Regions from separate parts of the Homo sapiens genome. Here region 2 is linked to region 1. Evidence: chromatin contacts called from ENCODE Hi-C or POLR2A ChIA-PET data. All regions are on one chromosome and are shown on one strand. Each heading gives the region's core, a stretch centred on a gene start or an enhancer-like site at or near the end of the contact. The rest is flanking DNA. Distances are from core to core; before and after follow the strand shown.

Region 1 (6,733 bases), core at 1,086-3,585:
GTATTGATATCCTAAAGGGACTTGAGCAGTGTGATGCTAGTTTGACATGTCACATGAATGTACAAATCTTTAAAAATTAGCAAGATTAGGCTGGACCCATAATGAAGTATTTATTCATTGTGGCATTATATTTGGTCCCAGGTTGTCTTGATTGATTTTTCACCTCCATTTATAGCAATGAAATCTAATTGAAGGGCTTTTAAGCAGGCCACTCTGCCACATTGATTTGGATGATTTTTTAAAATAACATTTCTGAAATCCTGGAGACTATTTTTTTCCTTTTGTCTAGCCTGAATGACATTTATATTAGGAAGAATCAAAATATGAACCCCACCTAACCTGTTCAAACATGAAAATGTCTAAAAATATGTTTGTCATTTGTCTTCTCAAACCTTAAATGTAGATGAAGACACTCAGAAAGAGAAGGGATTCTTTGATCGATAACTCTACTATTTTTCTATTTAGACCCTTGAAAGAGTACTTGGCATTGAAGGAAAATATTTTTCTTAGAAAAACAGACAAGAGAGAAAAAGAAAATCAAGCAATATTCTATAGGAATGTCTAAATAAAACATGCTTTTCATAAGGAAATAAGTTATAGGAATAGATACTCTAAGAAAAATAAATGTATCTCTTAATTTAAAAATGTACAGCTAAAATGTAGCGTAGATTGCATATGTTTACAGAATATCACTCAATATTTCTGTGTAAATTATTTTACAGGGTCTCACAAGGACTTTTCCCTTTCAAATGTGTATGTAGCACCTGAAATAAATGTAATTTACTTAAACAGATGCCTTTTAGTGTTTTTCTTCTGAACTCTTATTTTTCATTTCAGCTCATTTCTTCTGCTTTAGTTTTCTGTGACCTCAAGGTGCTAAGAAAAGCATTCAGATTTCCATGGGATTTTAGCATTAGTGTCAAATGACCTGACCCTTTGCCCTGGCCACTCACTTTAAATCCGCTGTTTTGTTCACCACTTGGTCCCAACACTTAACACAGTTCCTGGCACAGGGTGACAATTCAATGAACATTTATTGAATGAAAATAATTTAACTTTTTAATTTTGGCCCCAACTTTCCTTGTCATTGACACACTTTTGCTTATCAAGGTAAACGAATGGCTTTTTATATCTCCTATTCAGCCTGGTCACATTTCTCCATCCCTTCTATCTCTCAGAATTACATTTTCACTAATTCTGGTTTTATTTTCCAGTTTTCTGTTTCTCTGTCTAATCTTTCACTTTTACTAGAGATTCTTGGGCTGTTCAGTATGTTTTTTATTCCTTCTATATTCTGTTCTTTAATTATGGAATCCCTAAAGCTTCAGGTATTTGAGTCATACATGAATCTGTTTTCTAAAGTATTACACTGACCACCTTCAACCCTCTTCCATCTAGCTCATTTTTATCACTATTGACATTAGCAGGCGTGGGATGAGGGAGTAGGGAAAACACATGCAGGTTAAACACTGTTCCAGTAACAACTCCTATTTAGTTTCTCCCTTTTAAATCATTGTTCTGTCTCAAGCAACCATAATGATGGTTGATTCTCCCCTAAGTTAAACTTGGTGCTTCTATTTTTTTCTTTGTCCCCATGTCTACAGTTTTCCCTCACATCCAGTAACACGCAGCCCTGTATTTCTGTGCTCTATGACTGTTTTCTTTCTTAGAACTCCAGGACATCATTTTTGTGGAGAGTGAGCTGAAACACAATGGTGTACAGAGGATAGGGAAGGCCCAGTCTTTCCGCATTTTCTCAGTGCTCATCTTTCTCCATTGACCTGTTCTAACGGGTGACCTGTTATGGTATGAGTTTTCATGTACCTCATCAGCTTTAAGAACCCTAGTCCCATGGGAAAGTTTCAAAACAAAGCAGGTGAAAGGGGTTTATGTGAAATATGTTAAGGGGCACCATTCTGAATATAGTCCCACTTCTCTGAGAGCAAAGGTCACTTGAATATAGACAGCTTAAGTACAGATGTCCTCCCAGTATTGTATCTGAGGCGCTGGTCACAGGTACATGTCCCTCAGCAGTGGGCTATGCATCTACATGCAGGTTATGCTGGGGAAGGGTGTACTCCTGGGTTCCAATCATCTGAGAGGAGATTTGGAACTCCCATGACCTGGAGTCTGTTTCTTTCAGTGACATGCCATCTCTAAGGTACAAGAACTTCATGTTGATAGCTAACTATATCTACCACAGTCACTTAAAAATGTATAAATAGCTCCCTTTATTATTAGTAGGCTACTATCATGGTTGTACTTACTTTTGTTATCATTTAAAAATAAAACAGAGGGTTCTCAGATACATGTTCATGCAAATCGCTTTCCAGTGGCTGTCTGATATGAGGCCAAGTGTGGACACCAGGCGACATGGATGTCAACAGCTCCTTAAGTTCATTATCCAACAGAATTTCAAGGGTTTAGAGTGGCTTGAATTATTTTTCAGACTTATAAAGTAGCAAAAACATTTTCAAGATTTATTTTTGCAGAAAGCTCTTATGCCCCATTGACTCATATGGGTTGGGTATGTATGTTTTCCTGTTAGTGCTAATGTATTCTCATAAAACCCCAACCCTTTTTAAAAAGAGTAAGAAGACAGTAGGGAAATGATCTTTCTTAATGGTCTTGGTCCATTTGGGCTGCTGTAACAAACTACAATAAACTGAGTGGCTTTTAAACAACAGAAATTTATTTCTCACAGTTTGGGGGGCTGAGAAATCTTAGATCAAGGTGCTGGCAGATTTGGTGTTTGGTGAGAGGGTGAGAGGCTGCTTCCTGTTTGATAGATGGCTGTCTTTTTGCTATGTCCTCATATGGTGGAAGGGACAAGGGATCTCTCTAGGATTTCCTTTCTAAGGGCACTTACCTTATTCATAAGAGCTCCACCTTCAGGACCTAATCATCTTCCAAAGGCCCAACCTCCAAATACCCTCACATTAGGGAACAGATTTCAACATATGAATTTGGAGTGTCAGGGGGGACACAAACATCTACTTTCCAGCATTAATAAAATGGGTAAGTCTAGAGATTAAGAACTTGTTTTTCTTTTTTTTTCAACATAAATGTATATTTTATTTTTCATTTATCCTTATAAATATTTTTCTATCCTGAATTTATCTCTTTTAGAAAAAAGTTAGCCATTGTACATACATATTTTATACTTAGCAGAACACAGAATGTTTTGTAACAATAGGTTTTAAAGAAGTATGATGGATATTTATGTTTTTATTTGCTAAGTGATTGTACAAAGATTACAAACAGGATTCAGATAATTTCCACAGAACTAGTCAGAATCCAAGATGCCAGGAGAGTTCCAGAATTCTTGAGGGTAATAAACAACTTCCGTTATCTATCTACATGAATAAATCACACACTTCAGATCTCTGTTTAAAGGTCACTTTCATTATGATGCTTACTCTGACTATCTCATTTAAAATTGAACCGCTCTCCCTCCTCATTACCAGTTCCCTTTATCACACCCTACATAGCTTAGTGAGTGCATAGTAGAATTTTGACCCCTATTTTTTTTTACTCCAGACTCCATCTATCACTGTACCATACTACCAGCAGTAGTAACACCTTGTATTTTAAATGATTCTATTCTTTGCGACAATCTTACATGCATTGTTTTTAACACAATGGTGATATGGGACAATAACTGTGTTTCTTGTTCTCTCAAGACCTGCATTATCATACTTGAAAATGTGGTAGGAGAACTGCAGCTTCCTGAAATTTCCTCTTGGGCTTATTACAGGATTGATAATGATCCTAAAGCCTTTTCAGAATACACTAAAACAAATATCCTTGAACTATATGCAGTTCTTTAAGGACAGGCAGTGTACCTTTTCAGAATGCATGCATTGGCTCTCACATGGTAGGATTGCCCTTTCATGTTTAGTTTTATTTTCTGAAGGCATGTTTCTGCACTTCACTTTATATGGCTTACACCTAACTTTATACTTCCCATTTTCTCATTCCATCAGAGTTTATGTACTCCCTTTCTCTTCAGTTTCTGGGTTCTTTAGTGCTGTTCAGCCATTGCCTGTGAGCTTAAGGCTTACCCCTTTGCTCTGGCTGCCTCCTAGCCTGCTATCTGACCCCATCATCCCTCTGAGACAGCATGAGCATTCTTTTGTGTCATTTAAACTTGTCAATCATATTTAAACTGAGAAAATGATGGTTTCAGCTGCTGAAACTGGAAATAGGGAGAGTCAGGTTAACGGAAGAATAAATAAATGAAAGTCCTCAATTATCCTCAGTTATGAGTTTCCTAGAACTGCTGTAACAAATTACCATGAGCTACATGCCTCAAAACAACAGAAATGTATGCTTTCATATTTCCGGAAGCCTGAAGTCTAAAATCAAGTTGCTGGCAGGATTGGTGATATGGTTAGGCTTTGTGTCCCCACCTAAATCTCATCTTAAATTGTAATCACCATGATCCTCATGTACCAAGGGAGAGACCAGGTGGAGGTGGTTGAATCATGGGAGTGGTTTCCCCCATGCTGTTCTGGTGATAGTGAGTGAGTTCTCATGTGGTCTCATGGTTTTATAAGGGGCTTTTCCCTTTGCTCAGCTTTTCTCCTTCCTGCTGCCTTGTGAAGAAGGTGCCTTGTTTCCCCTTCGCCTTCCACTATGATTGTAAGTTTCCTAAGGCCACTCCAGCCATGCTGAAATGTGAGTCAATTAAACTTCTTTTCTTATTAATTACCCAGTCTATGAAGGCAGGTCTTCATAGCAGTATGAAAACAGACTAATACAATTGGTTTCTTTTGTAAACTTGGAGAGAGAATATGTCTCATTTGTCTCTTAAGTTCCGGTGGTTGTCAGCAATTTTTGGTGTTCCTTGGCTTGTGGATACATAACTCTAGTCTCTGCTTCCATCACTACATGACCTGCTTCAATCTGTGTGTGTTTCTCTGTCTTCTCATGGCTTCCTTAGAAGGATAGGCATGGTCCGAATGTTTGCATCCCCCCAAAAGTTCACGTTAAAACTCATCACCAGGGTGAAAGTATTAGAAGGTGGGGCCTTTGGAAGGTAATTAGGTCATTAGGGCTCTGTCCACAAGAATGGGATTAGCACTCTTATAAAAGAGACTCCAGGGAGTTAGCTAGCACCTGCCATCTTGTGAGGACACAGCTGGAGGTGCCATCTGTGAACCAGAAAGTAGGCCCTCACCAAATACCAAATCTGCCAGCACTTAGATCTTAGGCAACCCAGCCTCAAGAACTATGAAAAATAAATTCCTGTTGTTTAAAAGCTACCTGGTTTATGGTATTTTGTTATAGTAGCCTGAATGAACTAAGACAGGACACCAGTCATTGGATCTAGGGCCCATTCCACTACAGTGTGACTGTATCTAAGCTAATTATATCTGCAAAGACCCTATTTCCAAATAAGGATAACATTCTGAGGTTGTGAATGGACATTAATATTTGGGAGGACTTTATTTAACTCAGTATACATTGTGATCTATTTCTAACTTTCAAAGGAGTTCTGGTGTTTTGAGGTGTTCTTGTGTGACTTAATAGATTCCTGGGAGGTCTAAATCCATGCCAAAAAAAGGTATTTTTCTCTTGTTGATGAATATAAATTCTGCAGAGTTGGATGTTTGGAAAATTGAAATATAGAAGCCTAAAAGTCATGGCCATTATTTTGGAGAGTCTAAAAAGGACACATAGTTGAACCATGGCCCTCAAGAACACCAGGGACTGAGTGACTCTGGGCAAATCACTGGCTATACCATTCTGGGGAAAAGTGACAGGGACAAAACTTTCCAGTGCATGAATTTATTATCCTGACCAAGCATTGGAGTCTAAGTTTGCACAACCCTAGGCAGAGAAAGCTTATAAATTCCATTGAGGAAATATATTTTGTACTTACCACATGCTAGATGCCGTGCTGGCCTCTCTATAAAACATAAGTAACTATTTTATTTCTCAAAACAACTTTGTAAAACACTTATTTTAGTCCAATTTTACCGATGAGGTAAAGATATTAAGAAAGGTGAATAACTTGACCACGATAAATGTTTATATAGTGAGTCATTGAGCCAGGATTTGAACTCACATCTGCCTATTCTTGTATCATAAAACAGAAGCAAAACAAAGTGGAGAAACTTCAGGTGAGTGGCTGAATGAAGGCCTATGAAAGAATAAAGATATTGAGGAAACCAATTGCCATGCGGTCATTAAAAAAAAAAAAAGACAGAGAATGGGTACAGAGCATAGTAGCAAAACATACAGCCAATAGTTTGTGACATTGGAATCATCTCTTTGGCATAAGAATATGATAGGCTTTCTGGCAGAAAATGGAATGGCATATATGTGGCATCTAAAAATGTCAAAGTCATGGAAGGAGAAGAATAGAATGGTGATTACCAGGGCCTGGGAGATTGGGTGGGATTGGGGATTGTTGGACAAAGGATACAAAATTTTGGTTAAACGAGGAATAATCTCAAGAGATCTATTGTACAACATGGTGACTATAGTTAATTACAGTGTGTTGTATACTTGAAAAGTGCTGAGGGTAGATTTTAAATATTCTCATTACAAATGAATGACAAATATGTGAAATATGAATATGTTAATTAGGTTATTTATCTATTCCACAATGTATACATATTTTAAAACATCACATTGTACCTCACAAATATACACAATTTTTATTTGTAAATTAAAAATAAAACGAAGAAAAACAAGAAAGAAAGATAATGGAATGTGGTACCGT
Region 2 (7,192 bases), core at 1,112-3,611, 47 kb after region 1:
AGTTGAATTAAAGAAAGGCTTTACAGTTTTCCTTAAGAAGTAAAGCACTGTTAGAGATGTGTTTGTGTCTGTGTATACTCTAAATTGTATGTCACCAAGTCCAGACAATATCAAGTCCTTTTAGCATTAGGGGGTTCTTTGAGGTAAGATCTTGAGTGACTACAGATAAGAAGTAGAGGCTGACACAATAAAAGATAATGTAATAAAGATGTGAGACATTAAGGCTGAAACAAGAAATGCCTGTTTTCTGAGGCGGAGGGGTGCAGACTGAAAACAGTATGTGATTAGAAGGTCATTATCAAGGGCGAGTGGCAAAGGAGCACATTGCCACTGTAATTTCCCACTAACAGCTCTCATGTCCTTGACTTCTTTTAAGTTAGGTACACAACTCTGAGAAAAGACAGGAAGAAATAATGAAGTAAAGGTAAAGAAAGGGTGTAAGTCACCTCCTAATAAATGAGACTACTGAATTTCTGAGAATTTATTATAAAAGATATAGGAAGAGTTTCATTTCGGTATAATTAATAAAAGAGATAACTCGAAACACATACTTATAAAGGAATTGTTAAAGTATTTATTAGCATATACGGCACAATGCAATCATTTAAACAATGTTTGAAGACTATGTAATACTACGGAAAAACATTGATGTTGTAACCCAATGCATTTGGTATATATTTTTTTCCTAAAGAGACCAAACATGAGTAAGAATATAGAGTATAAATTTGACCACGATTTGAATCCAGTCTAAACAGTTCCTATCAGAAGACAATATAAACAGTTCAGTGTATTAAAAAGGCCTAAAAAAATTCCTTAAGAAGTAAAACAATTGTTAGAAATGTGATTGTGTCTGTGTGTGCTCTAAATGGTGCAGCTATACATACATACAGATAGATAGATATGGATATATATGGATACATATATATATATGGATACATATATATGGATACATATATATGGAGATATATATATGGATACATATATATGGAGATATATATATGGATACATATATATGGAGATATATATATGGATACATATATATGGAGATATATATATGGATATCAATATGGACATATATATATCCATGATCAATACTCTATATGACCAAAACTATTATAAAAATATTATAAATTATAAATTATAAAATTATAAAATATAAAATTATAAAAATATTATTTGGAGTAAGGAGTTTGGGAATGTTTGCATGCCATGTAAGATTTATAAGACCAAATATCATGTAGCATGAAGGTGATACTATTCAGAATCATCTTATGATGGGCTCAACTTGGTACCTACATTCTAGTTTTTAGAAACCAGTTTGTTTGTTTGTGCCAGTTTTATAAACATTTCTTATTATCCCAGCTCTGCTGTGAGATTGGAGAGCAAAAGGAAATATATTCTCTACATATCCAGATCTCAAATCCCAAGGCTAGAGGAAGAGAAAGGGAGACTGGAAGGAAGAGCAAAGAAATAATCCCCAACCCTCAAACACTCCCTTGATAAAGAAAAGATCCAGCTATTGGCAAGAAGTGGTGTTTGGTGAGGGCATCATAGAATCAAAGGCTGGTATTTCAAGGAGATGTTATTTCTGTAGCACAAACATGATTAAGGGTAATGTTGTGTTATTTCAGATTTTCTTTATTCATAAAAGGAAAAGAAATAGTGCCAGACATACAAGAACAAAGGTAAATAGGCTTCAGAGGCCTTCTTGGTTCTCAAATCTAAGAGAATTTAATAATTAGACTGTTTATTTGCCAGGTTTTGTATTTGTTTTCTTCTTAGAGGGAAAACACAATCGAGTCATTGTCTTTCAGAATAGTTGGTTTTAGTGATATGGACTTGTTTTTATCTAATCTGCCCTCCCCCATTTGCCCAGGCTATGTGTTCTGTCTTCCCACATAAGAGCTGCTCCTGTGGTTACATATACTCAAGACTGCCCCAAACTGCAGGGTCTGCCACCACCAGGAGGCTCCAGTGGAGAAATCGGGGGAGAAGGTGGCATAAAAAAGATATCAACGTCTTATACAATTAGCTGCTACAGAGGAATAGGGAAGATGTGGCTGACTGTGTGGCAACCACATTTCCTTTCCCAACTTTCTTTTCTTATGCTGCACGTTACCTCTATATGGCACTGACTTTTGTTTGCTTCTCTTTCAACCGCTGCTGTTGATGCTCAGTTTTAGGTCCTTGTCACAAGGATAAAACTGCTGGGAAAAAAGGTGGCCATAAAGTGAGGTGCCCTACACTTGAGCCTCCTTCAGATGGCCTGGGTAGAAGGACAGCTGTCAGTGCTGAGCCTGGATATCAGAACATACAGTAATAGTAAGAATCTGAAACGGCACATGTGTAAGGAGCAGAGCCTTCCAGAATTGGCAGGGCTTGGCATTGCGACATCCGGTACAGGAAATTCACGGTCCAGGGAATCATAAAAGGAGCTGGGGGGCGGGGGACGGGCACAGCGGCTCACACCTGTAATCCCAGCACTTTGGGAGGTTGAAGTGGGCAGATCACGAGGTCAGGAGATCAAGACCATACCGGCCAACATGGTGAAACCCCATCTCTACTAAAAATACAAAAAAAAAATTAGCCAGGCGTGGGGGCGCACGCCTGTAGTCCCAGCTACTCAGGAGGCTGAGGCAGGAGAATTGCTTGAACCCAGGAGGCGGAGGCTGCAGTGAGCCGAGATCACGCCACTGTACTCCAGCCTGGGCAACAGAGTGAGACTCCGTCTCAAAAAAAAAAAAAAAAGATAAATAAAAGGAGGGGGGCTTTAGAAGACATTAATCTATCTAAAGTACCCCAGAGGCTGTGGCAGTATTTTCTTTGAGTTAGTTCTGAGAGCTTATGACAACCATGTTGTTTGTAATCTCTCAGTATAATTCTTATTAATTCTTTCATTCATTCATTCATTTGGTGAAAACCTACTCTGTGCCAGGCACTTAGTTCTCAGTGTTAATAATGTAGAAATTGTAATTCATGGTGATAATAAAAGTTAATACTTCTTGAATATTGTCTGCATAATTTGTGTTTACTGCTTATCACTTATTTTATAATCTTTATAAGTAGTGATATCAGTCCTATTTATAGATGAGGATGTTGAGGTTTAGTGAAATGAAAATATATTATTTCATGCAACAAATATTTAGGGAACATCTTTCATGTACTAGTGGCAGTGCCTTTTGTTGAGGGCACAATAGCGAACAAGACAGATTCTATACTAATTCTCATGGAATTTAAATGCTAGTGGGGAGAGATAGACAACAAGCAAATATGCAACTAAATAAAATGAAACTTGAAGCTAGTGATAAACTCTATGAAGAAAATATCACTAGATCATGTGATACAGACTAACAGGCAGCAGGGGAGGGTTGGATGAGTTAGATACTTTAGATACGAGGTTTATTTAAGAAGATGACATTTAAACTGAGACTTGAATGAAAAGGTGCTAGCCATGCACACAATGAGGGGCAGAGTATCGCAGGCAGTGGGATTACCAAGTGCAGGGGCTAAGCTGAAATGAGCTTAGTATATTTGATAAGCTCAAAAAAGCCTGCTGTGGCTGGAGCCCAGCCAGCAAAGGGAGAGTGATCCATTTTGTGACCTTAGCACCCTGGGCTTAAGGCTGCTCAAGGCTCCCGATAATCCAGTTTCTCCAGCTTCATAGGTCATCTTTGGGGGCAGTGAATAGGAAAAGAACTAGACAGTTTCCTGTACAAAACAGATTTTTTAATGTTTTCTTGTAAATAAAGCATATCTTTCCCTTAGGTCAAGACTGTCTTGTCCTCCTTGGGCTGTTCAGGCTCTTGGAGGCTAAGGCAAAATAATGACACAAGCAACTGGGTTCACTTCTGGTTCTCTCCCAAGTTGTTTGCCAACAGACATGTCCTTTTTGGATTCTTCTCTGTGTTCTGCTAAAATAGCCAAGGCAATAGTGTTAATAAAATCTGCTCTTTTTCTTCCTCATCTTTGCCACATCTCTGTTATGGACACTTTCCTCCCCCATCTTTCTTATTATTTAGTCATCCTTGATTCATCCTTCTCCCTGACTCACTACATTTGGAAGGGTGATCGTTACAAATGTAGAAATATATACATTTGAAAATGCAGCTTGGTGGCCTCAAGGGTAAGAGGAATTAGGCTTACTTATGCGACACCGTATTCTTATGGCCACAGACTTGTGTTTGACTTCTTAATAAAGATGTGCGGATTGACTTCCAGAGTTCTTCTTATGAGTATTAATAACTAAATAACCTCAGACAGTTTATTAAAATAAAATTAATCACAAAACTTATTAATAAATGTTCTGTCAACCTTTTTGTTTTAAAAAAAAGTTTAGTTCAGATTTTTTTATATGTGACAGGAAAGTATTCAACCAACAACACAGGTGTTGTGACATCTCCCAAAACTTAGAATGTCCTCATATAATCACAACTCAGATCAGATAAGCAGAAGTATGTGTGTCAACATGTATGTGTGTTTGTGTATATGCATATGTGTGTATGTGTCAGAAAAGAGACTGAGAGTGGAAGCACAGGAAACTCAGGGCTCAGGAAAGAAGGCAATGTAATGAGTAGTTGATGAGCAAGAAGATGTCTGTATTACCTTAATACCTCACATTCAAAGTGTGGGCCTTGAAAGAGCAGCATTGGTAATACCTGGGTCTCTTATAATTCTTTTTCTGGAAGCCCTGCTGATAATCTTTAAAAATAAATTCATATGAGAAAGAGACTTAATAGTTTCACCATGGATGGCAATGGGAGCAAGCTCTTTTTTTCTGCCTCTTGATCTGAATAATCTGAATATTGATGCTGTTAAATGATTCGTTGTCAGCTCATCTACTGGTTTAAAGAAATGACCCAGCAAGTTGATTAAAATTGTGATGAATACTGAACTTCTCTACTCCTCAGAGTCATCAGTAAAATAGGACTTCTCAAATTTAGCATCTTGAATATTGGATCAAAAGACTTAAATAAGGAAACCAACTTTCTTTACATGAGCTCACTGTAAGATGTACTGAGGAGGAGGCTTTACACAATATGAAAGATACAGATTTGCCCAAAGAGAAATCACAGCATGACTATCTTGATGCTTTCTTTAGAAAAGGATTAAACTTAGTGTTCCGTGAGCTATTTTGGGTTTAATATTAAAAAATGTATTTCCTATTCATTTATTATGTCAAGTGAAATACACATATTAAGTTACAGGTCTGTGGTTTTCAATGATCTGTTCAATTCTAGAAGTCTTGTAGATTGTGATACATATTGTGTGTTGTCTTTAATGACATAAAATCTCTTGGATTGTTCATAAAGACTCAATCACGAGCTGGAAGATTGAGGCAAAATTATGTGCCAGGAAAAAGAAGTGATCCTTTCTGCTCAATGGCTGGTCTTTGTCTCCAAAAGTCCAAATAACTGATAAGTTTAATCAACACAGTAAGCAAAAATTAAGATTAATTGTTAGCTGTCAGGTAAGAATCAAATGAGTAAATTTTGAAATTTTTTTTTCTTGTCATGTTGATCATCATGTATTCACAATTTGAACTATCTTCCAAATCAAGTAGAAGTATTTTGAGATTTAATATTATTTTCATAATCTGTGTATTTTATCTCCTCAGTTACATACCAAGAGTAGATTTCATTTTTTCTAAGTACTATCAGGAATGAACCACTGCCTATCCAGTTACATAGAGGACCATGTACTGAAGTCAATAGTCCCACATAACATCAGCCAGATTTGAAACCTCTCAAGGCCAGAGTCCACACAAAGGGCCATGCTTAGGGATTTGATATAAGGCAACAGGGAATGGTGCTAGCTTAGAACTCTTAAGACAGTGGTATGAAAAAAATACTGGCAGGCAGGCAGACTCAGCAGATGACCAGGCTCCAGCTACCAGTCTAGCATTTAGTGACAGGGTGGTAGAGGGCTATAAAAGCAAATAGTTCCTTTAGGCGAGTTGAATGCTAAATACATTACCAAGTCAAAAGTCTTGTTAATGAAAATGAGACAAAAAGCAAAAGGAACTTTTTAACAAATGCCAATGTATTGGGCTGGAAAATAATTATATATCTTTTACCTAAGATTAAATCCATTCTAGAGGCTGAGGCAGGGTAATGACCATAGAGGAGGGTTGAATGATCGCAGCTGAGATGAAGGGAAAGCTACAGAGGATTGAATCAAAGCAGTACCTGAAAGCTATTTCAGTGGCCCCCACAGGAAGCCAGACCACTGTCAATGGAATGGAAGAGAACAAAACAGATCTGAGAGAGGATTTGGAGAGAGAGGATTTATGCCTCTACACAGTATTTACCATGACACAGTACAACTTCAAGACTGATTGAGTGTAAGGTTTGAAGGGCAAGCAAGAGTTGAAGATTAACCCAAGGATGAGATAGAAGGATGATGAGATAAGGAAATGTAACAGTGGACAAACAAGAAGGAGCAGATTTAAAGGGGAAGATACTAAAGTCTGTTTGGGACATGTAAGCTTATAGTAACCATGGAACAATAAAATTTAGTTGTCAGATAGGCACACAGGGGCTCTAAAATGCAGGTCAAATTAGATGGTATCAATATTTGATGCATCTATATAAAGGCAAAAGAGACTAAAGAAATGGATGATATCACCCAAGGAAAAAGTATGAAGCAAGTTGAGGTCTGCAATACAGCTTTGGGTGAAGGGAAATGAAGGTGTTAACCTTCATTTGGGAGTTGGAAGGACAGGAGGCAGTAAAGGACAATCACAGAAAGAGAAGAAAATCTAGGAAAGATCCATGTCTCAAAAACCAAAGGAGGAAAATATTTCGAGAAGGAAGCATAGCTGTATCAAATGTTCCAGAAAGGCTGTGCAGGATTCACGTATTTGCTTATTTAATAGAATAAACTTATGTCTACCAAGCTTTGTGCTGAGACTTAAGAATGAAGTCAAGACAGTGACCGGTCAATTTTATTTAGTAGTCATCAATGGCATTTTGCTGGGGTTTTATATGAGTTGCAACAGTGATAACCTTATTACAGTGGGTTAAAGATGGAACCAAAGTTGGGGAAGAGAGAGGCAGATTAAGTAGACTAATCTGAGAATTTGAATGGAAATGGTAAACAAAACAAAACAAAACAAAACAAACAAATAAAAAATTGGACCAATGATTGCCTAATTGGTAAAAAATGTTATTAGTGGATGTAGTTCTCTCACTTT

Evidence for each region. Hi-C counts contacts between places; a loop is a spot of excess contacts on that map. ChIA-PET counts read pairs that join two places held with the same protein, here RNA polymerase II (POLR2A). Pooled maps may share reads with other maps.
Region 2: a map of heart right ventricle shows a loop between it and region 1 (2.5-fold over the local background). The contact joins two enhancer-like sites. A Hi-C loop is called at or near these places in 3 of 168 maps with a recorded cell type or tissue (Right ventricle myocardium inferior, heart left ventricle and heart right ventricle) and 3 of 50 pooled maps. POLR2A ChIA-PET finds 5 or more read pairs at or near these places in 1 of 52 experiments (PC-3).

What each region holds. Positions count from the first base shown.
Region 1 is chr5:41,452,832-41,459,564 of GRCh38, reverse strand. The region is part of intron 1 of PLCXD3 (phosphatidylinositol specific phospholipase C X domain containing 3); the gene reads left to right. Among named protein-coding and RNA genes, the nearest start is that of PLCXD3, 54 kb to the left of the region's middle. Within about 2 kb of position 2,335, at least 2 of the 41 ENCODE cell types and tissues checked have a DNase peak (open chromatin) inside an H3K27ac peak, as active enhancers do; they include heart right ventricle, where a contact is called at or near this core.
Region 2 is chr5:41,405,698-41,412,889 of GRCh38, reverse strand. All of the region lies in intron 1 of PLCXD3 (phosphatidylinositol specific phospholipase C X domain containing 3), which reads left to right. LOC105374740 (a long non-coding RNA gene) reads right to left here. Exons shown (of 2, transcript XR_925950.3): 2 at 3,705-3,911. Among named protein-coding and RNA genes, the nearest start is that of PLCXD3, 100 kb to the left of the region's middle. Within about 2 kb of position 2,361, at least 3 of the 41 ENCODE cell types and tissues checked have a DNase peak (open chromatin) inside an H3K27ac peak, as active enhancers do; they include heart right ventricle, where a contact is called at or near this core.